Linked DNA regions of Mus musculus: all the other regions are linked to region 3. Evidence: chromatin loops called from intact Hi-C (ENCODE). Cell type or tissue: left cerebral cortex. All regions are shown on one strand. Region 1 overlaps Pkp4 (plakophilin 4). Region 2 overlaps Pkp4 (plakophilin 4). Region 3 holds the start of Ccdc148 (coiled-coil domain containing 148). Region 4 overlaps Pkp4 (plakophilin 4). Region 5 overlaps Ccdc148 (coiled-coil domain containing 148). Region 6 overlaps Pkp4 (plakophilin 4). Region 7 has its middle 4.9 kb from the start of Gm46743.

Region 1 (4,000 bases), 190 kb before region 3:
GTAGTCACACTTGAGGACTATCATATGATATATTCTACAATCCACTCAAACTCTTTTCCCCCAAGGGACTAGACTGTTATCAGTCAGTGTGAACTTAGAGCTGAACCAGTCTGGAGAGTACTTGTAACTCAGGAGAAGCCACATGGGACCCTCACTTCTGATGTACAAGGGACTCTTGCCAGAGCAGAAGGGGGACAAGAGCAAAGGGATTGGAACCCGGGGCAGCCAGAAATGATCACCAGAGCTAAGCCCTCTCTTTAATTTGTGGTCATCGTATAACTATATTAGCTCGATTTATTTAAGACAAGCAGAGAGGGCAACAATCCTGACAGCAGCGGAGAAGGAATGGGGTGGTTTGCTGCTACGACCGAGCTGACATAAGCATAGGCTTGTTCCCAGGACACTGGCTGAGCCACCCAGAGAGGTGACTCCTTCAGGTATCACATCACACACCCAACTGGCATCTTACCAGGGTACAGGCCTTTATGTGTGGTGTCCCCTTGGCTATTGTAATACTGCATAGGTGGCTGGGTCCTATCGTATTCAGAGCGAGGCTCTCTGATTCCTAACAGTGCTGGTGAGGAAGAGGTGCTGCCAACTGAAGGGAGAGGCAAAGGAAGGAGAGGGGAAAAGAGAGAAATCAGATTGTCAGCAAATCTGGAAAGTGCTCCAGGAAAACAAAGGCTATTTATTAGCAATGCCACAGTAAAACCGGCTCTGAGAGGTGTTGAGGACAAAGAGCAGCCAGACCCCAGGACCATGAACACACCCTACATTCCTATCCCAGCAAGGGTGACACCTGGGCCCACAGCCGAGCTGTAGCAAGCAGCCAGCTCTAGAAGCCCAGGGTAGGGGGTGGCAGGCAGCAGGCAGCAGGGATCCAGGGACTTGACCCACCTTGGAACCATCTAGAGTAACTTAAGAGCCATGCAAGAGTTATTTCTATTTTGTGGTCATAGTTTAGCTGCTTATAAACTATCTGCCATCGTTTATGTACAGATGTTTGGTAGCAGGTTTTATAGTGTGTTTTAATTTCTGGCCTGGTCTAGTGTGTCTAGAAGTGCCCAGTAAATAACACTTATGCTTCTCTACGGTGATCTATTGTCAGGAGATCATGTGAACCCGGTGTCCCCGGTGACTTCTGATGCTAGCCTGGGCCACACAGCTGATAATGACTAGCCATGACTAGCCATCTACTCCTGGGTCCCCTTTTGGACAATTATTATTATTATTTTTAAAACTTTGGCCAGGAAGGTAATGTGAGGTGTTTCTTTCCCCATTAACAGTCTGGTCTGTAATAATAATAACCAGAGGCCATATCTTTACCCAATTCACTTGAAAGCAGTGGTTCTCCAGCCTTGGCCCTGTTGCTTTGCACAGCCACGCCTTCTGAGGGCCCTGGCAGGGCAGTTCTTTTCTTGTGCTGTTGGGTGGGCGGGCTGAGCATGCGTATCTGTGTGTCTGTGTCACTTCCAGCTCACTTCTGGGAAGATGGCAGGACAGAAGACAGCAGCTTCCCTTTGTGAAGACACTAAGGAGGCAGGGGACATGCTTATAAGCACATCCCTCCTCAGTGCCAAGTGACGAGGGTCGGCCCTTAGACAGCTGGGAGACAGGAGCGACACACATCTTCCCTCTAAGTGGAACACAGAGGGCTACCTAGCACCAGGGCGGGGCCACCAGCACTTCTGCTTGAGGTCCCAGTGGCAAATCCATTGCACAGTAGCTGTGTGCTGATCTGTTTGAAACGACTCTGTGCTTGCACTGAAGGCCCATGGCTGGCAGCCACCCACCTCTCCTGTTCCCCCTGACGGGCATGCTGAATATTTTCATAAAAGGATGTATGCAAAACCAAGCAGAATTCTTGATGAATAACACAGCTCGTAATTTTAAACCAAGACATATATATCTGTTATACACAGTAGGTGTAAACAAGGTTTTAAAAAAAAAAAAAAGAAAGAAAAGAAATCATCAAATAAAGCAGACAGCGGTTAACTCCTAGCACAAACACAGACATCCAATTCCGTGGCGGGAGCCCCTGGGCATGGGCATCAGTCTTTTTGTCCACATTTGTCCACATGAGCAATAGGACTGTCAGAAACTGCACCGCTGTCTACAGCAGATAATATATGTGTCAGAACGTGGGATTTAAGCCAAATCAAAGTAAGAAGCGTCATTTTTCCTGCTTCATGCAGGTAAGAATTAAGTTTACAGGACTGTTTGACTCGGCAGTCATAGCATGAAGCATTCGGCTGAGCTCTGCAAATGAGTGGGTGGAGCAGTTGCCAAGCGTCTCAGCTGAACATCCAAGGAACTTTCTAGAAGGCCACATCAGGGTGGCTGGTTGGGTGGTGTAAGGGTGTGGGGGTGCGGGTCTGCAAAGCAGCCAGGCGACTGGGAGGTGCCACTGCAAAGCTCCAATGACCTATGTTCTAGAAGCCTGTTCCTAAGAAGTTTCACCAAGAAAACTAAGGAAAAACCAACACCAAAACCAAACAAAACTCCACACAAAGCAGCAGCAGCAGCTCCTTAGGAGGAGACTTAAAACTTATGCAAAGCTGGCAGAGAGGACATTCCTAGTCAGCCAGTACATCTTCAATGACTCCCCACCTCCCAGGACTCTGCATCAGGTTACTGGTCCAACTGGTCAGATACAATGCCAGGGCCCCTTCCCCAATGTGGGGAAGCAGCATTCAGGTGGGGGCTGGCCCTGGAGGCTTTTCTTTTCTTTTTTTAATGCACTGCAGCTGATGTAAGCAGTTTTTTCTTTCCAAATGAAAGATAGTGGCTGTTTACAACAGCGTGCGACTCTGAAAGCATGCTCTCAGATAGATGGGCAGAGCTGAAGTGACATGCTTAATCTGCTCGTGTGTGTGTGTGTGTGTGTGCGCGTGTGCGTGTGTGCGCGCGTGTGTGTGTGTGTGTGTGTGCGCGTGTGCGTGTGTGTGTGCGCGTGTGTGTGTGTGTGTGCGCGTGTGCGTGTGTGTGCGCGCTCGCGTGTGTGTGCGCGCGCGCACATACAATCTTTTGTCATACAAACGCACACTGACCTGACTGAATGATGGGCGACATCTGTTGGTTGGTGGTGGACAGAGAAGGGTGTGATTTGAATCGGTCTCGCTCTAGCGTGGACACAGGTGTAATAAAATGGTTCTGATTCCACCCATCCTGTGGAGTTAAAAGAGACAGCTCAAAATGAAAACCAGCACTTAACTGCAATTAGGAACTCGGGCTATGAGGATCGCTCATCAGGCCATGAGCCGCAGCTACCCTTGGGTGTTTGTTACCTTTTTGTAAATGCTCCGGAGGTCCCGGTACTGCCATAATGTATTCAAGACCTGGGCTGCCGCCTTCACCACTTTCAGAGAGGATCTAGGGAGAGATGCGGTTTAATGAAGACACAGGTAGCATGGAGAGACTCAGGCTGCAAACCAGCAGCCAAAGGAGCAGGATGGAGGCTACCAGATTCTGTGGGCAGAACCAGAATCCTGGGAAAGGCAAGAGTGCCCTCTAACCTTTGCAGCACACAAGAAGCCCCTGAAAGCAGCCACTCACACCTCTGATTTCTCCCATCCCATCTCCTCTTCAATTCACAGCCTCTGTATGACTGTCGTATCCGATGGTCAGGCCTCAAGCTTGTTCTACCCGAGTAAGCAGGGCTTCTGACTCCAGCCTAACTCTCGTCATCTCCTTCCGTTTGGATTCCAAGTTACCACATGCTCCCGGGTTCTGGCTGCTCCTTTCTGCGTTTATTTTGGGGTCCTAATCTCCCTGATACCTGTCAACCTTCACTTCTATAAATGAGCCATTTAAATGCTGACTGACCGCCCAGGTATATTTTTCCAGTTTGAGTATTGGCCTTGTACCTCTCTCCTGTTGACCTACCACACTCATGCACGCGCGCACACACACACACACACACACACACACACACTCACTGGATGTTTAATAGTTATCCCCACGCACCCAAGTCCAGAGCAAACTCAGGACGGTCCTCCCA
Region 2 (4,000 bases), 140 kb before region 3:
CTGAGTCACATTCTGGGCTCAAAACACAACTGTAAAGATTTCAATGTCTTCACTAGGGTTTCTTCCCAACTTTCTGTCCTGTCGTAGGGGTTTGTGATATACTTCATTAGGAGTAATCACACGGTCTCTGCCTGTTAAAGCATGAAAACCCACGATGCAGACTTCTGTCTCATTTGTGCTGTTACATCCCTAGTGCCTCATGTGGTACCTTGTATTCAATGGGTGTTCAATAAATATTTGCTGAGCAAACATTTCGAGTAGCACTAGCAGCTTTCCATTACTGGCTATAGTGTGTGAGTATACATACGTGGTTTTAATTTATGTATTCAATAAGGCTGAGCAATGAAAAGCCGAGTGACGCTTTCAGGTGACACTAACTAGGTGAGCCGGTCTGGAGGCCCATGTGAGTTGTGAGAGAGCGCGAGCTGCGTGCGGATCCTAGTGCATCCTAAGCCTGGAAGGTGATGTCAGACTCTAGCTGCGGGAAGAGAAGCTGACATTCCTCACAGGAGTTCCTAACAACCTGTCTTCTGATCCATCATTTGACAGTACATTTCTAGGTGGTAGAATTCTGTGACAGCTCTGAATTCTCACGTCTGGAATTTTAATGTGAGATTTCAGTTGTGTGTGTCTTCTCTGGTAGAACATTATCTGAGTCACTGCCAGTCAGGTAACAGTGAAATGACCTGCTTCATTTGAAATCCTCTACTAGGAGTTTCTAGAGCTCTGCATACGTTATATAGCAATTCCTGGAGGAGTCTGTTAAGCCTTCGTTAGCACACAGAGAGTACGCTGGCCAGAAGAGTCACAGGGAACCAGAAGAGCCAGAGGAGCTGCAGGGGGCATTCACCCAGCAGAGAATACTGGGAAGATAGGCAAAGCGCTTCATACACTGCCCCCTGACACTTAATTAGTATCTTTACAAACAGAAAAGCAAATAAACAATATTACCCTAAAAGCAACATTAGCTATGTGACCTTGAAGTCTAATCACCTGACTGTTTCTTCTGGTTCTCAATTCCGTGCCCTGAGAACCAGAGTGCAGCAGAGGGGACCTGTAAACTATCTGGAGTGCTAAAATACCACACTGCCCTGCAAGGAGAGTTCAGTAGCTGGGTGTAGAGAGGAAAGGGGTTTTATGTCCCATCTCTAAGCCAATATGGCAGGTAGAGTTGTGACAACTTGATGAAGAGCTCGGTTTAGTATGCACGATATAAGTCAATCCACCTTTATACTGTGCATGATCTCCTCCATCATCTTCTTCCTGCGGAGCATCAGTGAGCATCTGTTACGACAACAGGTGCTGACATGTCCTCTGTTTCACAGCAAGAAAGGTAAGTGGCTTTCAAAAATAGTTTCGCTGTTGTTTTTGTGTTCCTTTGAACATTTATTAATTTATAAAATGTCTATAGATACACAAATGCATGCACAGGCAACCACAATGCACAGGGTAGCCAGAACACCCGTTTCCCAATCAGCTGGCAAAGAGTTCCTGACTATAGACCAGTGAGTGGTGTACTCATCAACTGTACATTACTTATCACTCGGCCTTGAAGCTGTCCTTGGCAACAGAGCTTATTTGAATGAAAGAAGGAGCTACTCCAGTTCAGAGAAGCCCGAGGCATAGAGCGCAGGGTGCACTGTCTCCTGACCAGTGCTGTGATCTAAAACGATACAGTTGGCATGCTGTGATTTTATTTGGTCAGGACAAAAAAAAAAAAGTCAAAACATTTCAGTGAGAAACTATGTGCGTGGTATTTTGAGTAGCATTCTGAAGAACATATTACTGAAAAGACATCACAGACATGTTTCTCTGACCCCAGAAATATGTCATTTTCACACACTGGTTAGCATCTAAGAAAGTGTGTATCTAAGAATAGAACCTGAACTTTCTTTAAGGCACAATGAAATCTCCATTTGAGCCTCAGAATGGGAGATTACTGGAACCATGGTCTGCCCTGCCTGTCACACTTCATCTGAGTGCTCTAAAAAAAAAAAAAAGATGCTCAATTTAAAAAAACCCAGAAGATTGTATCTATGAAAAATATTAGTGGGTTCAAGGATAATAATTCTGTAGGGCTATGAAAAACTGACACACCAGGAAGTTCTAGTTAAAGATGCAATACAAATGGGTTATTTTATCTTTTTCACAATACATACTTCCAAATGAATAACGTGTAGAATGTTTGCTTATAGAAAGTCTTCACTAAAGAATCCGAAGTCATTAAAATGGCTCTGCTTTGTTAGGCCACAAGTCATGCTGTTAGATTCTGTGAGGCGAGGGAGGTCGGTACTGTGTAAATCACCATGGAAACCGGAACCGAGAGCTCAGGGGAGGTTTTGGCATATACAGCACTGTAACGAGTTTTTCACAACCCAGGACGCTGGAACCTCGGGCGGGGTTCTCCTCGCCAGTTTCCCTGTCTTCCACGTTGCTATGGGGTTTAGGAGATGGAGTTTCTAACAGTTCATTTAGAATCAGTGGCCCATGAGCATAGGAATATGGCAACCTTTCCAATGAACCCTGAAGCTCTCACTCCCAAATCTATCGCAGATGCAGGAGTTGACTTTCCCCAAGTGCAGAAGTGTTCCGGCCTCCTATGCTCAGGAGCAAAGTTACAGGATAAATTCTGGAAGAGGACCTGGTACCAAAATGATTTCTCCTACTTAGCACTTCGTGGTACAATGTGTATCCCTCCCTATAGGAGATGACCACAAACAGAGGGAAGAAGATCATTGAAAATAATTTTGGAGTCAAAGTTTGAAATAGGGTGATGATATAAACAAACATGGAAGTGTTCTCTGGCACATGGAACAGAGGCCAACCCATATTTTAATAATATTAAAGATACAAATGAATTTACTGACACAACTAAAAGTTACGGTGTACATATAATCCCTTTCAAGGCTGAACTTTTAAGACTTGAGAAAAAGAGCTGAAGTCCATGTTTCTTGAAATTATTTCTAGCTTGGTTCTCTTGACTTTGTTTAAGTGCTAATGAATATTTATATCAGCTCTTAAATATTCATGATAGCTCTGAAATTTTGCTCATCTAGAAAATGTTACATGAAAAACCCTGGAATATAGAAAACCACTGATAAACTACCATTGATGTACTACCAAGTTCATTTTAATCTGCTCTGAAGAACACTAAGTATGCTCTGAAGTTCACTCTAAAAGCTTGCCTGTCTATGTCCCATTTTTGTGGCCAAAGCAACTTTCTGTCTGGACATTGATACAATGATACTTTGATTTCTACAGTGACACTCCACCCACCTCCAGCCCAAATTTTAGTTCTACCTAACACCAAAGAGATGCCGCATGATAGATACTTTAAACTCCTGAATTAATAACAATAATCCTAGAGCATGAAACTATTAAAACAATTTCAGGGGAAAAAATAGGGATTTTTGCTTCCATAAATAACCACGACAAAATGAGTGTTTATTAGCTATTTTTAGTGTGTGCAGAAATTAAAGCACAGGTGTCATGCCTCCTGGAAGAACGCATGCTTTGTGACTATAAACGGAAGCCAGCAAAGGCAAGAAGAAATAAAAAGCAAGAAATGAATGGAGCAGATACAAAGTTTAACAGCTAGGTATTCTAAATTGGCTTTAGGTCTTGGATTCACATTGGGAAAGGTGAATGAAAAATTAAGGAGCTATTTGTGGCAATGCAGATCTGTAATCTAAGCACTTGGGAATCTGAGGCAGGAGGATCACAAGTTTGAGGACAGGTTGGCTGTAAAAAAGCAGATAAGATTATCCCCACAAAAGTTAAAGGATTCATAACAGTGGAAAAGTTACTAACCTATGGGGAAATACAGCCAAGCACTTGAAGTCACTCTCAAATATTTTTTGCAGACATATTTTATTTCTTATAGAGAAAAATGCTATCAAATATAGAAATGAGAATATGAAGAGGCTGAAGAGATGCCTCAGTTATTATGAGGAGTGGCTGCTCTCACTGAGGTCCTGTTCTGGCTTCCAGCACCCTTAGG
Region 3 (4,000 bases):
GTAAAGAGTTCTTTCAACTTATGTTATGTCAGATCCACGTACAGGATTCTCTTGGCTTACGCAGCTTGTATGCAGCAACCATGTGTATGGCTTTCTCTCGGGCTCACTAGCATCTGCTTCCTTCTTTCAGGCTTGCCATCATTTTCTTGCTACCTTATCTCCACCCAAAACCAGAGGTAAGAACCAGCAGAATGCTCAATCCCTCCCAACTCAGGAGCTTCCATATGGCATACAGCTGCCAACCGCAGCACCTCTCCTTACATAATAAAAGACGGTAAGGAGGACCTTTCCTTTGGTCAGGATAGTTTTATATTCACAATGGTTCTAGATTATGAGCCTTCTCTCTAAGTCTTACTAACAAACACGATGTATTTCTAATTGAATGTCTGCTCTTACCTGAAGCAGGCGAGACTTATCTGCTCAGTCAATCATGCTCACGTGCACTCTGTATATCTGAACAAAATCTTTCCTTTCTGGTGAATCAGAGAAAATAAATTCCCGTTTACATTTTGGGGAGCAAGAACAGGGAATGCTTGGGACCTCAGGCACGCTAGGTAAGTAAGCCTCAAGCCTGTGCTGCAGAACGGACCTCCCCTTTCTAGTTAACTTTCTAATTTTCATGTCAAATTAAACAACCAAGAGTTAAACTGTTATAATGTATCGTTACATAATAAAAGTTTCCTGTAGCCATTTACAAACTCCCCAAATCCTCTGCATTGTTACTGTAGGGGAATTAAACCTCTAAATTAGAAGGTTCACTGACTACAGGCATACCTGAAAAACAATGTAGCAAGCCAGAAGACACAACCTATCATTTCTTCTCCCTTGGGTCTTAACTAAAATGCCTGCAGACTTTTCAATGCCCTTGATGCATGCAAAGTAGGGGTCAGAAGACAGGTGACTGGTTGAACTACTGGCTTATTTTCCTGAATCTGAGGGAAAATAACCAAATGCAGAAGGTTGTCTAGTGCCAGCAACCTTCAAAGCAGACTGTGGAATGGAAGCACACACCGTATGCCTTCAGCCAGAAACACTTCCTCCAGACATTGTTCTTGCTTTCACCATACCATTTCCCACAACTGTTTCTTAGGTATCAGAAATGCTCCATGGGATATACTCCATTTAAAAAGAGACAATTTCTTCTACTTTCTCAAAAGCAAAAACCTAACCCTGGTTCTGGGAGAGCATCTGTCAAAATTTTGCTTTTCTGTATTAATTTAGGAAAGAAAGAAAGAAAGAAAGAAAGAAAGAAAGAAAGGAAGGAAGGAAGAAAGGAAGGAAATGTATACTAGTCGTTACCAATTTTATACATATTTACCAATCTTTATAAGTTGTAGGACTGTGCTTTTTATTCAGTTAAACTGAGTGACAAAGAAAGAAATGGCGCTTTCCACTAATAAATTACATATTGAAATATACATGACTGTGATGTCCCCGGGTTACTTGCAGTGGTAACTTACACGCCCCGAATTTAACTGTACCAGACAGTTCTATCTGTCCCATCGCTGGCCAAACACTGCTGCTCTGTTACTATTCATTATGTATTATACGAGGCCTAAACACAGCCCAGTATGACGATGGAAAATATTCCGATCCTCATGACAGCAGTGATGCATTCAAGATCTCTTGCAATACACCCCGGACCTGGAGCACTAAAAGACATTTTCTGATACAGCTAAAAGATGTTGGCTGCAAGCTTACTCAAGAACATTCGGCCCTGTCTCTGCTGGTATTCAGAAAACCCTGGTTAAAAAAAAAAAAAAAAAAAAAAACCACGCACTATCCAAATCTTGCAAAAGCAAACTTGCCAAGAGCCTTCTGCAACGATCAATAATAACCTTGGGTACACTGACACCTAAATTCACGGTCCTGGAGACCAATGCAGCAAAAAATCCAGAACCATAGGCTGGAGCCCCAAGAAAACTACCGCGCTTCCCTCTCCACCGCCCTCTGCCGCAGGGAGAGAAGCGGAGGCAGGAGAGTGAACGAGGCTTACCAGCTCTGAAGATGCGCCGTGACCTCTGGCTACGCGGCGAGATCAGGGCCGGGAAGGCGCTAGTGCGGCCGCGGCCCGTGCGGACTCTGTCCCTGGTGCATTCCTTGCATTCCAGCACAATCTGTCGCCAGCCTACAAGCTGGCAGCGCGCGTCGCCCGTTGGACGCACACACCTGCCTATCGCGGCGCCCGGAGCAACCGCGGCGCCTCCGCTGCCCGCGCTCGCCGGGTGTCGCACTCAGTCACTATGCCGCCAAAACCCGGTCCCGCCGCTCGCCCTCTCGTTTCCCAAGGAGTAAGAGGGGACAGGGACCCACGACCCTCCGTTGGGTGCAGCTGCTCGCTCTAACTCCTGGCAGCGCGAGGAGGCAGTGCGGCGCGGGAGGGCAGCCTGGAGCCTTAAGGCTGGGGCGCCCGCTAGGGAGGAGCGTGCGGTTTGCAGCTGCAAGCTGGGAGCCCTGGACCCTCCGGGCGGTCGTCACGGGCACCAGCGCTGCTCTGGGGGCCCGGGCGACACGCCGGGCGAGCGTGGGAGGCACGGCTGGCGGTTGCTTCGGTGGAGCGAGGGACGGACACACAGACGGCCGGTCCCGGGCACGACGGCGCGCGGGAGCCTCGGGGCTCAAGTTCGAGAAGCGGTGGCGCGGTGCGGGAGGAAAAGCGGCCGCGCCGAGCTGTGCGGGGCAAAGTTGTGCGCCGCCGGGGGGAGGGGAGAGGCGGGCGGGATGGCGGAGCACGCGGCGGGGACCGAGAGATCCGAGCCAGGGAGCCGCGGGGGGCGCCTGGCCGCCGCCAGGTCCCGGCTCGACGCGCTCTGGGCAGCTAGCACCCCAGAGCCCCGAGCCCTCCCGCCAGCCCCGCGCACTTACTTTCCAGCTCAGGCGGAGGCCGTCGTCGCTCCAGGGACCAGGGACATCCACGCCGAAGGGTCGCCGCTGCGGCACCGGAGCAAACTGGCCGAAGTGCGGCAGCCTCGCCGCTGCCCTCCCCTCCCTCCCCTCCCGCCCCCTCCCCCGAAGAGGCTCTCCCACCACCCCGGTGGCGGCGGCAGCTCGCCTCTACCCCGTGCCCATAGTGCCGCCGCCGCGGCCGGCGTCCACGCGCACTCAGCCCCGGAGCCCTCTAGACTGCTCAGAGGCCGCCGCCCCGCCGCCAGCCCGCCCGCCCGCCCGGCCAGTCCCGGCACCCGGGAACGTCAGCACGCTGCCGTCCCCAGACAGGCTCCGCGCCCGCCCCATTGGGCGGAAGGAGAGGGCCGGCCCTCCCCATTGGCCCGGCCCTCATATTGAACGAGCCAATGGGAGCTGCGGTTTCAGGTCGCCATGGAGACCGATGCTGTTAAGAGCTAGAGGGCCAGGAGAAGGTGGGGAGTGAAGATGAAGGTGTCTGTAGCCTCCGGCGCGGGAGGGGGTGGGGGGAAGGAGTATTAGGGGATTCCCGGGAGAGGGCTCTGAAATCGGGCGGGTCTTGCTTTTGAGTATTGCCAAGACTCTGCATGGTAGGGCTTGTCCCCAGCGTCAAAGGCAGAAACAACTGAGCCCCCGGACTTCTACTTTACATTGAAAGCTCAGGAGTGGGCGTTTCATTTTTCCTGCATCTGGGGAGCATGCGAGGCTATATGCATTTTGACCTTTGAGATCTGTGCAGCCCGGTGAGTTTCCACTCCATTCCTTAAATCTCTGCTTCTTCCTGACGTCACAGGGTCACTTGAATTCTTTCTCCAACCACTCCCCCTTCCCTGAGTCTACATTTCCTCTGATTTTTGGTTCTTCCAGCCTATAACCCCTCCCAACGAAAACAGGATTTCTTGCACGTGGTATTTTGGTAAGGAAACTGAGTGGGGTTGTACTAAAGGACCAGCCCGCAACAGAATGAGTTCTCTGCTTCCCAAAACAGCAAGTCTGATCTCTCCTCCGCCCCTCCCTCTTGGACTATGTGCTTTCTGTGCTGAGCTTGGCAGGTGCATGCTCTTCCCAGTTTGTCTGAGGCTGGAGAAGTGCCAGA
Region 4 (4,000 bases), 150 kb before region 3:
TCAGAAGGAGAAGAGGGGGTGTAGGACAGTAAAGAATTTAAAGAAATAAAAGCTGATTTTTATTTTCTAATTTTGGCAAATCCATCAATGTACATTCAAAGACTCTCAGATTCCCGATCCGGTCAGATGCAGAGCCCCACACTTAAGCTCCTCGTAGCAGAACTGCTGAGAGCGGAGGGGAACAAAGGCAGCCGAGAGAGAGCAAGGATGACAGAATGAGAAGAGTACAATAATGTGTTATTTCTCACCAAAAAACAACAGATGTCTGAAGACAATGAATAACACCTTTTAAAGTACTGAAAGAAAAAAAAAATTCACACTTGTAAATCCTGAATTTTATATGTAGCAAAAAATATCCTGAAAATCAAGACAAAACCATTTAAGATAAACTGAGGCTAAAAGAACTCAAACCAAATTCTTCAGGCTGCTGGAGGTGAGACAAGATGGAGGCCTGGGTATGTGGGAAGGGTGAATATTTTAAAATATCTGCTTTTATTTCTTCCATAATGACCATTTTTCAGTAATAACACTAGATTCTGGGTGTTCAAGGGCCAGCTGGAGGAGGCCAGCATGAAGGGGCGCCACCTTCCACACGGGATGCTCTCTCCCGAGTCTGTGCAGAGAAACTATTCATATAACTGATAACCTTAATTTCCAAGCTGAGACCCTTTGGTTTTTTTGCTTTTAAGTCACAGCTGGGCCTGGAGGCATGAATCTGCAATTCTAGCATGAAGATGTGAGAGAGACCCCAGCCAGCCCGAGCTACACAGCAAAAGCCTGTCTCTAAAAGACTAAAATCCACCGCAACAATGAAAAACAAACAACACCCACCAGACCTAAAAACAAAATTCGTACAGACTCCCTTTACACGGTAAACATCAACAACTCCCAGTCACAGAGAACGAACGTGTCGGGCTAATTATGTAGTAAAGACAGTAACGTTGAGGCTAATGAAAGCACTACCATTGTTATTTTCACAGCTGAGGAATAGCAGTTGTCATAAGCCTCTGATGCTGATTTGAATACTCAGTCTTCATTCATTGGGATTCCAGGGTCAGCTACAGTAAACATACCTGTCACCGTAGAACGACCTCTGCTCATCTTACAAACAGAACTGAGCGGCAGCTGCACGCAATCAGAGCTTGCCGTAACAGTTCATGTGCTAGACTATGACATTACCATAGCACAATAGCAGAGTGTATTACCATCCACGAAACTTTTGTTTTCAGTGAATCAGTTCACCCAGAGGTCAAAGCTGAGGCCTTCAGAGCACATCTTCAACAGGAACTCAAATCACTCCTCCCTGTTCCCACAGGCAGCTGTTATTATCTTGCAGGTGTAGCTAGGGTATCAAATTACCCTGAATTATGCATGAGTACTTTGGGGGAAATTCTGTATGTGCTGGGTACCACAGAATTTTGTCATTCTGAAGATTTTGGAAAATTAAGAATTTTTCTGACAATAATATATAAGGTACTATAATAAACAATAAAAAACTCTATTATAAAATGAAAAGCCCTTATGATAGCACAAAGAGGGAAACCAGGACTACAAAGCCAGACTGTATGCCTAGGTCCGAGGCAAAGTCACGCCACAGCTTCAGTTCACCAGCAGCCTCCCAACCATCTGAAGCCCCTTGACTCGCTCGGCGGTGAGAAGCTCACTGAGTGTAGCTCAGTCATTAGAATACGTTGGTAGGCTGTTAGATTCAAATGGATGATTATAGCAACTTCCCAGTGAGACAATTGTGGGTGGAGAGTGAATGAAATCTTGCTAATAATCTATGCCTTAAAATAACACGAAAGTTGTTCAAAACTTAGTAATGATTCTGTTCTTTCAGAAACGAAGATTCTTTTAGTTTTGAAACATATTTTCTGAATGTTTGAAATGGCTTTCACTAAAAAGGAGGCCAGTTTTCAAGACTCAGTAAGTACCAAGTGGCTGTGTGGCTGTGTTACCATGTAAAGTATCAGCTAGGTGGCCAAACAAAATAAAACAAGAATACATACATACTTACTATCTGACAAATAATTTTTGTTTGTGAGATAAGAATTTCTTGTATGTTCTCTTCTTCTAAATGGTGCAAAACTTCTTCTTTTTGTTTTAAAAGGATTTATTTATTTATTATATGTAAGTACACTGTAGCTGTCTTCAGACACACCAGAAGAGGGCATCAGATCTCATTATGGATAGTTGTGAGCCATCATGTGGTTGCTGGGATTTGAACTCAGGCCCTTCAGAAGAGCAGTCAGTGCTCTTAACCGTTGAGCCATCTCTTTAGCCTGGTGCAAAGCTTCTTAAAGGATCTCATTGCTAAAAGCTCTACCTATCACTGACTAACTCAATTGGAAATGTACACTCATCTTTTAAATTTAGGATTAATATATGAACTTTCTGAGCCATATAAAGGGGTGTGTGTATGTGTGTGTGTGTGTGTGTGAGATCCTTCTCAGTCTCCTAACTCACACAGGCCTGCCCAGGTAGCTGCTGGAGTAAAATACCTACATGATGAATGCTACACACATGCCCACAGATCTGTGTGTTTTCAAAGCTGTAATTAAAGTACGGAAAGAAGCAATCAGCTTTAAAAATGAAGTCAGCCTCAGTGACCTACATGGGTGGAAGTAACAGAGATAAGGAATTACTGATCCTATCAGAGTTGACAGGTTAAGAAGACAAAAAAGGTAGAAGTAGTTAGTGTGATATGGTGTGCGCCGTGGTGTCCCTCTGGTACTTGCCTGGGGTCCTTCTGAATGCTGTCTATTGATGGGGATCTTGTGGCACCGTCATCAGCTGGCCCTGTGTGCTGCAGCCTGTTATAGCTGCACTCTTGGACTCGGTACTGAACTGGCCTGTAGGGCTCCGCATAGGTAGCTGCTGTGTTCAGGGCATAGTTATTTCTTTGGTATGTAAGGGTGCTTCGCTGGCTGGATGTCCTTTGTAGATTTCCAATACCTACTGCAAAATCAACGTTTGGGGAAAGGTTAGTATGTTCTTCACAGAGTCGCACTTTTCAAACATACAATATATATATTTTTACTTTTAAATAGGATTAAACATTTGGCAATTGCATTGGCTGTTTATTTTTGGATTTCATAAACCTAGCTTAAGAACTAAATGAGGCACCCAGAAAAGAAAGCCAATGAAGCCAGGAGTCTGCTTATGGGCTTGGCTACATTAAGATTTAGGAAATTAAAATCTCAGTAAAATTACAAGACATTAATCTCAGAAAAAAAAATGGTATCATTTCTTAATTCTAATTTAGTGATTAAAAACAAGGTTTTTGCTGAAATTTATAAATAACCCTTCAAGCTTTTAAATGTTCTGTTTCTTTCCTTCTATATCTGTGGATCTTGGTAATATTGGAAAAAAAATCTATGTCACAAGAAAGATAGATTTAAATTCTATGGCTTTTTCCAGAAATTATTAAATGATCTGATGTACAAAGCAGCTGTGTGCTGCACTGAATACTTCTCTCCTAAGAAAGGAGGCGCATCTCTCACTGCTGGTCTCAGGAGTCTTTCTGCAATCAGTCCTCTTAGAGGAATTCCCGCCAATAGTCAGAACATAGGAACCTCCCTTCACTGAGACCCTTCAGTGGGCAGAACTGTCCATCTCTAGTAAAGAAACAATACAGTCTTCTCTCCTCTAGAGACGTGCCTGGGAGGGCTGTCACTGCTGACCGGGCTTCAGTGGTCATACTGTAAGATTTAGGGTTTCCTGAATGCTAGAAGCTACCTTTGAGACCTCTCAAGCCATCTTGCAGCACCTCTGGCAATGGATACCACAAATGTACAGTTTCTGGCTTCAGATCTAGCAGAACCCGAGGTGTAAGAAAAAAGGTGAGGACTGGGTGCGAGGCTCAGCACCCTGTTTATTAAACACACTCTGACTGCACTCTCTCCTGGTGTGAGTCTCTCACAGGAAATCCCACACTGAAAAAGAGTGACGTGGAGTGGTCTTCACCTCCAGGTCTGCTAACCGACAGCAAGTCCCTCAT
Region 5 (4,000 bases), 330 kb after region 3:
AGCCTCATTAGGGAGGTTGTGCCACGTCACGCCTTAGTGGAACTGGAGGGAATGGGAACTGCAGCTCCCCGCACGGAGGCAGGAGAGACAGGGAGCACACTGGTCTGCAGCCCTTGAGTCTACATGCTGGCTCCTGACACCGGAGAGAATGGCAGTTACGACCGTGACCTTCAAGGAAGGCTAGGTTTGCCCTTCGCAGATCCCACAGTAACCTGCCTATTTCTCGAGCTTTCCTTCCTTCTTCGGCCTGTGCTCCTCCTTTATTGCCAGTTCGTGAGCAAGCAGAATTTCGAGAACACCCCTCCCAAAAGCGCAGCTGAGGAAACGAAATGACCGCCAGGCTCAGCCCACCACAGCTTCCCTGCATCGCTCTGCCGCCATTTCCCATTTCCTTCCTGGGTTCCATGCTGTCTGTGACTAGGATAAGACCAGAAAGATGCCCATCCTCAGGTCCCCGCCCCACCCTTACTGTCTCCTCCTCTCTGCTCTCACCACTCCTAGCGTCTCCAAAATCCTCATCCTACAGATGGCCAGACGGACACGGCTCAAATGTCCCTCCTCTGTGAGGCTCTTCTTATGAACCTCAACAATCTAACAAGTGGCTACCTCACTTTTCTGCAACACCAGGGGACCATATGTGTACCTTCCTGCCAAGTCTGAGAACCTTGTTTGGTTCTCAGGCATGTCTTGTTTCCATGTTAAGTTATAAACTTCTAAGGAAGACTCTTGTATCCTCAGCATGCCCACGCTGCCTAGTGCAGTAGGTGTTTAGGGACACTTGATGTAGGAGAAGAGATCTAGGGAGAAGGACCGCACAGAGGTTAATTGCAGGGGGTGGGATGGTGGAGGCTAAGCTTCGCTGCTGAGGAGAGTCTTTCTGGGTTACACTTCTGCTCTGCTACTTAATGAGCGTGGGACTTCTGACAAATTACACCATTTGTCCGTGCCTCCATTTCTGTACCTGTAGAAGACAAAATTATATATACAAAATTATACCCTCGGCGTATGATTGTTGTGAAGTGTTAAAAGAAGCAATTGTAAAGCACTTAGTACAAGACCTTTGTCTCCTGAGCACTCAGCATATATGGAATCTCCAGCGTGGAAGGGCCAGCAAAGACACCGCCGTAGAGAATACTGCAGCGTATACTAAGGGCAAAGGGCATCTGCGACTAATGTGACAAAGCAAATTAAATCCAAGCTGTTGCCCAAAGCAGGCCAGCATGGCTTCCATCGTCCTAAGAACTCAGGTGCCTGTTTTTTGGAAATGGTGGATCTCCTCTCCCAAAGTCAATAGAATCACTTTGACAGGAATACAGCTGTAATCAAGGCTACTCGATTTTACGGGCAGCAGAGAGTGATGATATGTTTTATAAAATCAAGAATATGTTTTTATAGAGCGAGGTATGGTGTGGTGGGAGGGGGTGCCTCAATGGCCCATGCTGAGGTACCAGCCCAACCATGCGAAGAGTATAGTATAGAACAGAGATTGTTTGTGGGCATGGGAAAGGGAGTTGAGAAGGGAGTAGAGGAAGAGAAAGAGAAGGGACAGAGAAAGACAGAAAGAGAGGGGGGGAGGAGGAGGAGGAGGATGGGAGAGGGGAGGAAGAGGAGGAGGGGGAGGGGGAGGAGGAGGGGGAAGAGGAAGAGGAGGGGGAAGAGGAAGAGGAGGAGGGAGAGGAAGAGGGGGAGGAGGAAGAGGAGGAGGAGGAGGGAGAGGAGGAGGACAGGAATACTTCGAGGACTGGGAGAGAGAAAGAGGTTAGGGAGAGAAGAGTGTCAGAGAGTCTGAGAGAGTCAGAGAGGCCAAACAGTCCCTTTTTTAGCCAGCCTGGCTGTTGCTAGGTAACTGTTGGGTGGAGCGTAGAAGGAATGCCAACAGAGAGGGCTAGGTGAGCTCATACACGGAGCCATGTTTTAATGCACCCTGTTTTAATATCTGATGATTTGAAAGGAGATGGGGAACTATTGCCGAAAGGGAAAGTCATGTTTTTGCTGCCATCTACAGATGTCAGAGTGCAATTTGTAAAGTTTTCTAACATGTCAATAAGCCCACCTCATGGAGAGACACTATATACGAAGCATAGTTTAAGTTCTAGTCACCTAAATAATTTAAGCACGTTATTACAGTAATTTTTTTTAACCACACTTTCTGAAAGTATGTGCATTTAGTCAGGAATTCAATCTTTATAACTCCTCAAGCTGTGTTCAAACTTGTCATCAGAAGGCTGTGTCATAACTCAGGACAGTGTGATTATTGCTCAGGGCACCTCCGCTGTAGCTAGGGCAGCTAGCCAACAGGGTCAGGGTTTAAAATGGTGGTAGAGAAGTCTGAGCTCAGCTGGGTTTTAACCAGGTTTTCCTGTATCTCACTGGTTACTGGAATCACTGTAAATGGCCTCTTATTGTTTGGATTAAGAAATCAAACCAAGTAAAATCAAATGGTGGAGTGGCATCCCCTCTGAGATGGCTCCTGGTGCACTCTTGTCACAGTACTCTGTGTGTGTGTGTGTGTGTGTGTGTGTGTGTGTGTGTGTGTGTGTGTGTGAATTATGGCCCATCTACCTGTCCTGTGTCGTCTCTTTTCAAAAGGGTTAAATATAGACAAGAATTGTTGGAGAAGCGTTTGATGGAGAGAAAAAAATTGGCCCTTCAAGAAGTCCAGGAAGAAGAAGAGAGAGAAAGGCGGCTGGAAGCCCTACGAAAGCAGGTGTTTTCAATTTGGAAATTTTCATTTGTTTTTTTAAATGTTTCTAAGTGTGCTAATGATATTATTACTGAGACTTAGATCATGATATCTGCTATACAAAACGTAACTTTTCCAAACGAGGACATGGTTTTCATTCCCAGGAGCCAGTGAGGTTTATGTTGAACCCGGTCCAGTTTCTTGATATATTTAAAGACGTTTATCAGCAGCATTTAAAAAGCTCTCTCCCCAGATTAAGTGTGTCCATATCCCCTCCAGTTCATTATCCAAACAGTATCTGTTTGCATCAGTGAAACTCTTGTTTCCAGTCAAAGGACTTCCCTGTCCTCAAAAATGTGGTAGAGCAAGATAATCCACTCTCAAGTGGGAACCTTTGCTTGGAAAAATCCCACAGTCAACAAGCCCTCTTAGGCATCACTTTACAAATACCCCCTTTGTATAGCATTAACAGCCTCCCATGGCCTTGCCTAAGGAAAGGAGGCAAAGTAGATAAAAGTAGACAGTGCATGGCAAATTTTCTTAAGAAACTGAGAAATGGGATAGTCCCTCTGGTAATTTTTCTAAACTTTGACCCCCCCAGAGATTTGTTCAACTGATAACCACACAGCCTAACCAATGGGAAGTGGCTGTGTAGTCCCCTTTCTGAGTGAGTAGAGGTTGTACAAGCCCTGGCCTTGATTGTCCTTCAACACTGGAACAGCTGGCTAAGCATTCACTGCTAGAGAAAACTTGAGTCATTTACTGAACCTGCCTTGGCTCTATTTCCTCATCTGGAAAATGGGAATACTAAAGCCAGTCCCTGACCCATAGGTTTGCGGTAACTGGAGTTCAAATTTGTGAGTGCTTACTAAGTGCAAAGCCCTATTCCAATACTCTCAGGTAAAACTTGGCTTGCTTCCTCAGTATCCCTTTGAAGTGAGTATTATTAACACCCCCGTGTTGTAAAAGCAGAAACCAAGAGGTCAGTTGCCTTTTCCAGAGTCCCAGAGCTAGTAAGTGCCCAATAGGACTCCTATGAGAGCTTTCACATCCTCCTCCTCTTCGATAAAATAGGCTGTAGAGGTGAATTGGAAGCATAAGAATATAAAGTCTGTTTATTCCATATCTGAAAAAAATCCAATTATTCAGTCATTAGCAAATAATGACACACTCTGACTTTCTGGAGGCAGACTTAATGTCACAATCCCTGAAGACATTCTTGTTTCGAATGTAACTGGTTGCTACAGAATCCACGTGATTAGAACTCCTTCTACCCAATAGTCCTTGGAAAGAAGGCATCCTCCGCTCTCAGCACAG
Region 6 (4,000 bases), 97 kb before region 3:
AGGCAATGATCTGATAAATCTCTGCACGGACAACTCTCTCCACAAGCCCCACCTTGACTGGTCTTGTGCTGGTTTCTTGTACACATTTTACCCTGGTTTCTTTCTGGATCCCACTTTTCCCTCTCACCCCTTTGTAGAAAACATCAGTACCTTGGCTCTGATGTATATTACTCTCAGGAATATTTTATGTTATTGCTTCTTTATATTTATATTTATGTAAATAGCATACTGTACAGTTTGTTTGCAGATTGCATTCAGTGCCGTAAGATTCTGAGATATCAGTATTAGTATGGGTAGCTCTTGCTCATTAATTTTCACCGATCAATAATATCCCATTTTATGGTAATAGCACACTTATTTATGCTCTCATCATGGACTTATGAATTGTTTCTAATTGCTTAACAATTATAAGCATTCTGTAAACAAACATTCTTGATTAATTCTTGTATATATGAGCCAGACTTCTCCAGAGCAGATACAGAAGGGAATTTTTACACTTAAAGATATATACATCGTCAATTTTATTTCATAATGACTGTGAATTATCTTTCAAAGCAGCTGGCCTTCCACCTCAGCTGGCAGTAGAGGTGAGTCTCAATGCCCACACGCATGGCACTGGCTAGGTCTCCCCTCCTCTTTTGAGGGTACCTGCCTTGCCTATACTTTCGTTTGCATTCTGATATAGCTAGCTAGCATATACTTTCTAGGTTTACCAGACATTTAGGTTTTTGAATTTCCTAAGTATCAAACTCTTGGGGGAAAAAATTCTCCTTATAACTGCCACACAGGCCTGTCTTCTGTCTTCTATGGGACACAGGCATCTCGCTGCCCTGTTGTAATACTGGAGTTCTGCAGAGCTTGAGACTTAGACCAGAACTCTCCATGTTGAGTAACCCTCAAACACAGACAGTAGACAGTGACAAGCTCAGGGCTTCAGACGTCAGTCAGTCTATCATGGGGGGGGGGGGTGTTGGACACAGCAGAACACAACAGTTCATATCATGGGATCCAGAAAGCAGAGAAAAAGAGACAGGAGAAGGGTCAGGGATGGGGTACCCCCAAGGATAGGTTTTAACTCAAGCTTCCAGAACCTCCCAAAATAGCATCCATCGGGGGAACCAAGCCCTCAATGCAAGAACACGTAGGGACATCTCAGATTCAAGCCTCAGCCCCCACCTCTCTGGAGGGGAATGTTGGCTTTGTTGTTCAGGTGAGGATACCTCATTTCAGGCTTGATTCCTGAGACCCATCCTTCCTTCTTGGCTTAGCTCAGCAATTCAGAGTAAAGGCTTTATTCAGTGTGTTTGCTCCATTCAGGCGAGAAAAGGCCTCACATCCTGGGCATACACTGTGGTTACTTTTTCCCATCCCCCATGTTTTCTCTTTATTTTTCTGAGCCATTGCCATGAATAATCCTCAGTATTAAATCATCAGTGCCCCTCTTAGGTGTTAGTACATACACTGGGTTTGTCCTAAAGAAAATAGTTTCTATTTCTGAGATTTCTAGTTTTTTTTTTGTTTTTAAATATACCCACCTATTCTTGCAAGTTCATGAGCCTGAAATCTCTTTCCTCCTGGTTCCCTTCCCCCTTAGGTTTATACCTTTGCCCAAGCTCCCAGGTTTGAGTTCTCTTTTCCTTCTGAAACGGAAACACTAGGGATTCTGTGCCACTGTGTATGTATCAGTTACCGTGCCCTCCTGTGTCTCCTGAAGCATTCAGCACTAGAATCCTCCACTCCCATCTCCTCTGACATGCAGAAATAGCTGTATTCTGGTTTTCCGCTTCAAAGACTCTGGTGTTGGTCCTAAAGTCAGGGCACATTTCACCTCCTGTGGGTGTCCCTCCACCCCCCCCCATCAAATCCTCTCTGACGGCCATAGTGCTGCGTCTCCTGACCCTTCCCGACTGTGCCCTGTGGAAGGAATCTTATTCTGCTTTACAAACCTTCTTCTAAAAAGCTGTTCATCTTTTACTCAGAATATTCCCCACCTCTGGGTTACTAAGAATACTTACCAGGCTTTAACTGCAATGTAGTTCTTCCCTAAAAATACTTCTTTTTCCTACAACTCTCTCTTGTACAGACTATGCACTCCTCCACACCCGACACTGAGGTGTCTTCCAGAAGGGAGGGTGTTCTCTTGGCTCCTTATAGGCTTACTTATTAGCATAAAGTGTTCATAGTATTCCTCACCACCAGCTTGTTATATAATCATCCAGTCAGCAGACCTGCAAATGATGCTCCCTCTTACATCTCTATGCTCTACTGGTAAAGAACATACACTTGCCATCTGTGTGTCAAGGTTCAGTGTGCTTTGAGGCAAGAGCTTTTCTGGCCATCCACCCACAAGTGTCACCGACACCGCTGTGTGCTTACGTCTAGCTGTCTGCCTCTTGACCACAGAGAAGCTGTAATGGTTACTATGACGGTGGCGCTGACAGTGAAGAAGAAAGAGCAGCAGGCCCTGCTGCTCAGCGACCAATGAAATCCCTCTTTCCTGGTTTCACATTCGCGGCCAATGCCATTTTCTTCCAGGCCAGAGAGTGGCCCCCTCCTGTCCAGGGCTCCCTATTCCAGGCCCTCTGGCCTCTTGAGGATCCTGCTGCTCTCTCTTGTTGTGTTCCTTAATAGTTCTCCTCATTTAATACTGAAATTGTTCTCATCTGAAGACATAGCACCGTGGCCCCAGGGCTTCTTGGTCCGTTTCCTTCTTCTGTGACCTATGCTAGCTTTTCACTAATGATGCTTTACAATGTCTGCTTTTAACAATCCAGAACCATCTCAGGCTCTGAAGTCATTAACAGCCTGGGTCCTAATTAGACTTGTAAAATTCAAGGCAACAGGCAAGATGCCTGTTCTGATGACATGTTACATGGAGGTATCCCCATCTTTTCTATATTCAAAAGATGAATGATTTAGAGTAATTAATGCTCTATCTTTGTAGGTCTTCAGGTAGGCACAATTTTTAAATTCATGATTCTGTTCACCAGCTGGCAGAAGGCTCCTGGCTGGATCTCAAGTAATGCCCCACCAAAAAGCACTGAGAAATCCTGTAAAATATAATTTCCTTGTTTTTAACACTTTTTATGGATTCTTTGTGAATATTATTGCATCATGCACCCCAATCTCACTCATGCCCTGTCCGTTCATATCCACCCTCCACCCAGCAACCCCCTTAAAAGAAACAAAAAATAAAAATGATAAAATATTATCTCACCATGGAAACTGTATACAGTGTACCCGTTTGCCCAAACAGCTTTACTTGGAAGTGGTCATTGCAATGAGTCTAATTAATAGTTTGTAACCTATGTGGTCCATATTTACAAACAGTCCTTGGATTTTCAGTCTCAAGAACTCATCTGGTACATTTAAAACTCATCTCTTTAAAAAAAAAAAAACAGTTTGGACAAAAAAAATATATAAAACTATGTCCCGCTTTTAACTGAAGTCATAGAGAAACAGACAGAAGTGGGGCTGGACCTTAGATGCCGATAGTTCATCAACTCATAACACATCAGCTGTCAGGAATCTCACAGATGAGGCTTTGTGGACTTGCCATTGAGTGCATAGTTTTAAGAGGCGCAGGGTGGTGTGGTCCCCAGTTTCAGAGGTGCTGTTTACTGTTCCCCCATCTGCCCATTACATTTATCTGTCTTTAAACCATCCAATCGCCTCCTCTCTAAGGCCAGCTCTGCATCCTTTGAAAGCTGGTTTAACAGGATAGGGATGCTGTCAAAAATGCCTTCTCATTTTCATTTAGCTTCCCCTCTGCAAAGGTGTACATGTGCTGTATAAAAAGTGTCTGTGTGTATGCAAAAAAATAATTCTACTTAAACCTTTTATTACTTGAGGTTTTCCCAGCATGGTTAAAATTCTTTATATTTGGAGAGTCCTGTTGTTAAATAAACACTGAGAAAATGGGCTAAGAGTGAGTACTTGGTCAGTGTTACCTGACAACTGATGACGTTATCTTGCGATACAGTAGTGATTTGGTAGAACT
Region 7 (4,000 bases), 260 kb before region 3:
CACGGAGGAAGAACTAACTCGCTTTCCCAGGGCTTCCCGCCCTGTGCGGGTCTTACGACATATTGCAGGCAATCACATGTAACAGAGTCTCAGGCTGGATCAAAATAATTTTAGGTGAAAACTTCAAAATAGTCTGACGCCTACCAATTGCATTTCCAGTTTAGGTCCTTCAGCCTCCAAGGGAATCTGAGAAACATGCAACTATGTTTGCATTCTTTGGCCAGAATTATCCAGAATAATCTAAAAACACCTTTGTGGTATCAATTTACCCCTGTTTTCCCTCAGAAGTCTCTCCCAAGCCCTGTTCACACTGTTATTTTGAACTTTTTTGTTATGTTGTATAAAAATGTGAATTAAAAAAACCTGAAGTTTTAGTAATCATAAATTCAAAGAAATCCATGGACTGGACTGTCATTGTCTGGAAATGAGGAAATGTACACTTTTGATGTAAAGGACAAGGTGAAATTCCTTATTTTGCTAATGCTGCAAGTGTGTCATTGGATGGATATGTATGTATGTGTGTGTGTGTGTGTGTGTGTGTGTGTGTGTGTGTGTGTATGTATGTATGTATGTATATGAGAACACTGTCACTGTCTTCATACACACCAGAAGAGGGCATCAGTCCCATTATAAATGGCTGTGAATCCTCATGTGGTTGCTGAGAATTGAACTCAGGACCTCTGGAAGAGGGGTCAGCGCCCTTAACTACTGAGCCATCTCTCCAGCCCTGGATGCGTAATTTGACCAGGCACCAGCAGGCAAAGACTCTCCCAGTCTCTCAGCAGCCAACAACCCACTGGAGCAACCTCCTACCAGTGCATGGCTGCAACCACACCACAATGTGATCTGACCCTCTGAGCCTCCCGTGGCCTGTCCAGGCTCAAACCTCCACAGCCAGAGCCTCTCCTCACCGACACTTGTGCAGCAGTAACCCTCTGTCATCTTTCACAGCGTGTTAGGTACCTTTTCACTGCTGTGACCAATAACTAAGAATAGCGTCTTGAAGGGTAGGAGCTTTATTGGGGCTTATGATTTCAGATGGTTCAGTCCGTTGTGGTTTGGATAGGGTGGAGTGGGGTGGAGAAACTCAGTTATATCTAGGCAGGACAGGAGCAGAGAGTGAGACCAGAAGTTTCTAGTGGTATGTACCCACTAAGGTACCTGTCCCCTCCACAATCTCCCAAAATACCGCGACCAGATGGAAACCAAACATTCAAAACATGAGCCTTTGGGGGTGTTTTATATTTAGTCTATGACACACACTGATGGCCTTCTCTGACAAGCCTGGCCAGGAAGTACTGGTTGTGACCTGATTTTTCTAAACTCCAAACAATGGACTCTTCGATATTTTGAGACACTTGAGCCCGGAGATTTCTTGGCATGATGAATCTGTTTCTAGAGTCACACCCAGTCAGAGAGGATAGTCAATGAAGGGTACAGTCAAGGTTAAACTCAAGTGTTCTCCTCTCTCCCATTTTGTTTACAGAGAATGTGAAGAAGGAAGTCAGGCCTATAATGTGGAAGTCAGTTGGCCACAACTAAAATTATTTGGCTAAATCGGACATAGAAGGCTAGCAAACATGATTTTGCTTGTGTGCGATAACTGGAATAGGCAAGTTCATAGAGACAGGAAGTAGAGCAGAGGTACCCAGGGACCCGGGAGGGTGACACAGGGAATTGGTGTTCATGGGGTAGAACTTTTGTTTGAAGTTAAGTGAAAAGCCTATGAATGATGAATGATCCATGATGCTGCACAGCATTGAGAATATACTGAATTCCTTTAAACTGTGCATCAAGAGATGGTCAAATCGGAAAATTTGCATTGCATTTTCTTTACCCCCCCCCCCCAGAAAGCAGACCAAGGGACATGTAGGCATGTTAGAGGGTTTAGTGTTGGCTATCCTGAGACAGCATCACCCACTGTGGGCAGCTCCTAATGTGAGTTGTGTAGCAGAGCCATGGTCCTGGGGGAGCAGCTAATGGGCTAGGTGGAAGTGCTGCTCAGCCGTGGGGTGAACAGCTCCTGCTCTGGCCCATCTTGGGGTGTGTGTGTGTGTGTGTGTGTGTGTGTGTGTGTGTGTGTGTGTGTGTGTATGGGGGTTGGGGGAGGTGGCACGGGCACTAGGATGTCCTACTTTATCACCTTAAGTAGCTCCCTTGCTGAGAAGACATTAGAAGAGGTCTTTTGCTTTAGCAGGGCTGGAACAGACTGGAAAAGCCAGGTGTGGATGTAACCCCCCCCCCACATACACACACACACACACACATACAGGAGTGCTTAGAGGGGTGTGTGGGATCACAGCGCCACAATTCTAGAAACAGGGACAAAACCAAGCATACTCTGAAAACACCAGTTGTCTGAGTTCAGTCTTCCCCTAGGATAGATGAGTTGACCATGGAGCAAGTTTCAGACAGAGGCCTCTAGATGGTGCACAGACCGTGATAAATACCCGAGGAGGCAGGGCTTCGTCTGTAATTGGAGCCTCAAGGCTCACTCCAGATGCAGGGGTTTTATAACATGCTCTCCCTACTCCAGCCAAGCGATACCCCCACCCATGTACCCTTCTGGATAGTTTCAAAGATGGCAGCTTTGATCATCTTGAGGGCAGTGGTAGAGGAAGGAAGTCCTGTAGCCCTCTACCAGCAAAGAGGCCAAGGATACAGAAAATCTCTCAGAAAGGGTGTCATCCACCCAGGCTATAGGTTGCTATAAGTCAAAGGTGAAGGCCATTGAGCACTAGCTAAGCATCATGAGAGAAGGGACAACTCTGTTAGCTGGGAGGAAAGACTGATTTCAAGTCTTGAGGCCTGGAAACAGTGGGCTTTTCTTACTGGGGTGTTTAGCCTCAGTAAGAGCCACAAGAAAGCCAGGGGCAGGATGGAGCTGTGGCTCAGACCTGCAATCCAGGACAGCAAGGCTGGATAACTTCTCTGCCTGCCAGGGCCATGTTTACTTATGCAAACAGCTGACACATGGCTGCAGACCCAAGCAGGGACAGCCTCCACTGTGGTCTAGACAACGGTGCAGCAAGCCACTGCTATGAGAAGAGAGAAAGTGGGGCTCACTCTCAGTCTGTACCCAGGTCAACCCCATGGTTTTCCACGATACCATACCACTGCCTGAGCTCTCAACTCTCTTCCACTGTTCAGGAAGCTGGGCAAACAGAGCCAGCGGGTTGGGTTGGTCAGACACATTTACAGAGGCCCTCCAAGGACTCATGCTTGACGTAGCATGTGGTGAGGTAAAGGTTGTAGAAACTTGTGCCTCAGGCCTCAAGAAGATGAAGTTTACAGGAAGACGGTTCAGCAGTCATGCCTGCCTGACTTTTCGAGGCTATTCGAATTACAATGAAAGATAATTAAGATCAACAAGTTAACTTCTAAGTCTTATTTGTCACATATGGAGGACGTAATAGCCCCAGCGTGCAGTGGCTACCACGTGGGCGGCACAATGGTTGCTATCATTGCAGAACACTCTACTGGACAGCGCTGTGGCATTGTGGGTACTCATGGACCATGCCATGAGTCCACTTATGCAGCTGTCGATTCATAGCAAATTAATAAGAGACGAGACTCAGAAGAGCTGTGCTCCTCAGAGAGTTGTTGATGGCCCTAGAGTACAAAAGCATTGTGAGGATGTTCATAACTGAATGGTTCTCTGGGAGTGCTGGCAAGTATGGGGATAGAATTTACAGTAATATAGAAGTGCACTCTCTTAACTGTAGCCTTCAAATGTATGGGGCCTCCTTTCTGATTCATGGGATATATGGTATTCTCTCCTATCTTCTGCCTTTGGGGACCTCTCTGTCACTGAGAGTTCCTCCAAGGGTGTGGCCAAGGCAAGGCTAAGGATTTTCCCAGACCCTATTATTTCTCTCCCTTCTGAGAGGTGAGGACTTGGGACTTGCTGCCTACCTCCACAGCAGGTTCATTTCTTTCTCCACACACCCTGCTGCTTCCCAGCCATGGTCATTCCAGGACAGGATTCCACTCCGACCTT

Evidence for each region. Hi-C counts contacts between places; a loop is a spot of excess contacts. Peaks named below come from ENCODE experiments on the same cell type or tissue, not always from the same donor. Only the 100,000 strongest peaks of a DNase experiment are listed, where the experiment ranks them.
Region 1: a loop joins it to region 3, with 3 times the contacts of the local background. A loop is called at or near these places in 2 of 42 quality-filtered maps.
Region 2: a loop joins it to region 3, with 2.5 times the contacts of the local background. A loop is called at or near these places in 6 of 42 quality-filtered maps.
Region 4: it touches region 3 in a loop (2.5-fold over the local background); 6 of 42 quality-filtered maps call a loop at or near these places.
Region 5: a loop joins it to region 3, with 3 times the contacts of the local background. A loop is called at or near these places in 4 of 42 quality-filtered maps.
Region 6: it touches region 3 in a loop (2.8-fold over the local background); 2 of 42 quality-filtered maps call a loop at or near these places.
Region 7: it touches region 3 in a loop (3-fold over the local background); 16 of 42 quality-filtered maps call a loop at or near these places.

The regions. Positions count from the first base shown.
Region 1 is chr2:59,347,092-59,351,091 of GRCm38, reverse strand. Pkp4 (plakophilin 4) reads right to left here. Exons shown (of 22, transcript NM_026361.2): 18 at 3,288-3,372; 19 at 3,051-3,168; 20 at 470-598. Among named protein-coding and RNA genes, the nearest start is that of 5330411J11Rik, 38 kb to the left of the region's middle. In left cerebral cortex, no CTCF peak of the experiment used is centred here; DNase peaks (open chromatin) are centred at 1,472, 1,776 and 2,300.
Region 2 is chr2:59,300,211-59,304,210 of GRCm38, reverse strand. The region is part of intron 4 of Pkp4 (plakophilin 4); the gene reads right to left. Among named protein-coding and RNA genes, the nearest start is that of 5330411J11Rik, 84 kb to the left of the region's middle. In left cerebral cortex, a CTCF peak has its summit at 2,244; a DNase peak (open chromatin) is centred at 2,335.
Region 3 is chr2:59,159,994-59,163,993 of GRCm38, reverse strand. It overlaps Ccdc148 (coiled-coil domain containing 148), which reads left to right and starts at 3,311. Exons shown (of 15, transcript NM_001372501.1): 1 at 3,311-3,647. It overlaps Pkp4 (plakophilin 4), which reads right to left and starts at 3,144. Exons shown (of 22, transcript NM_026361.2): 1 at 2,866-3,144. In left cerebral cortex, a CTCF peak has its summit at 1,946; DNase peaks (open chromatin) are centred at 2,357, 2,908, 3,281, 3,737 and 3 more places; H3K4me3 peaks cover 4,000 bases; H3K27ac peaks cover 3,322 bases.
Region 4 is chr2:59,310,652-59,314,651 of GRCm38, reverse strand. Pkp4 (plakophilin 4) reads right to left here. Exons shown (of 22, transcript NM_026361.2): 9 at 2,739-2,958. Among named protein-coding and RNA genes, the nearest start is that of 5330411J11Rik, 74 kb to the left of the region's middle. In left cerebral cortex, a CTCF peak has its summit at 2,152 (motif pointing right); no DNase peak of the experiment used is centred here.
Region 5 is chr2:58,828,457-58,832,456 of GRCm38, reverse strand. It overlaps Ccdc148 (coiled-coil domain containing 148), which reads left to right. Exons shown (of 15, transcript NM_001372501.1): 13 at 2,590-2,707. Among named protein-coding and RNA genes, the nearest start is that of Upp2, 75 kb to the right of the region's middle. In left cerebral cortex, a CTCF peak has its summit at 2,003 (motif pointing left); a DNase peak (open chromatin) is centred at 1,936.
Region 6 is chr2:59,257,268-59,261,267 of GRCm38, reverse strand. All of the region lies in intron 2 of Pkp4 (plakophilin 4), which reads right to left. Among named protein-coding and RNA genes, the nearest start is that of Pkp4, 98 kb to the right of the region's middle. In left cerebral cortex, no CTCF peak of the experiment used is centred here; a DNase peak (open chromatin) is centred at 2,155; H3K27ac peaks cover 1,116 bases.
Region 7 is chr2:59,423,370-59,427,369 of GRCm38, reverse strand. No RefSeq gene overlaps it. Among named protein-coding and RNA genes, the nearest start is that of Gm46743, 4.9 kb to the right of the region's middle. In left cerebral cortex, a CTCF peak has its summit at 2,423 (motif pointing right); DNase peaks (open chromatin) are centred at 1,131 and 2,442.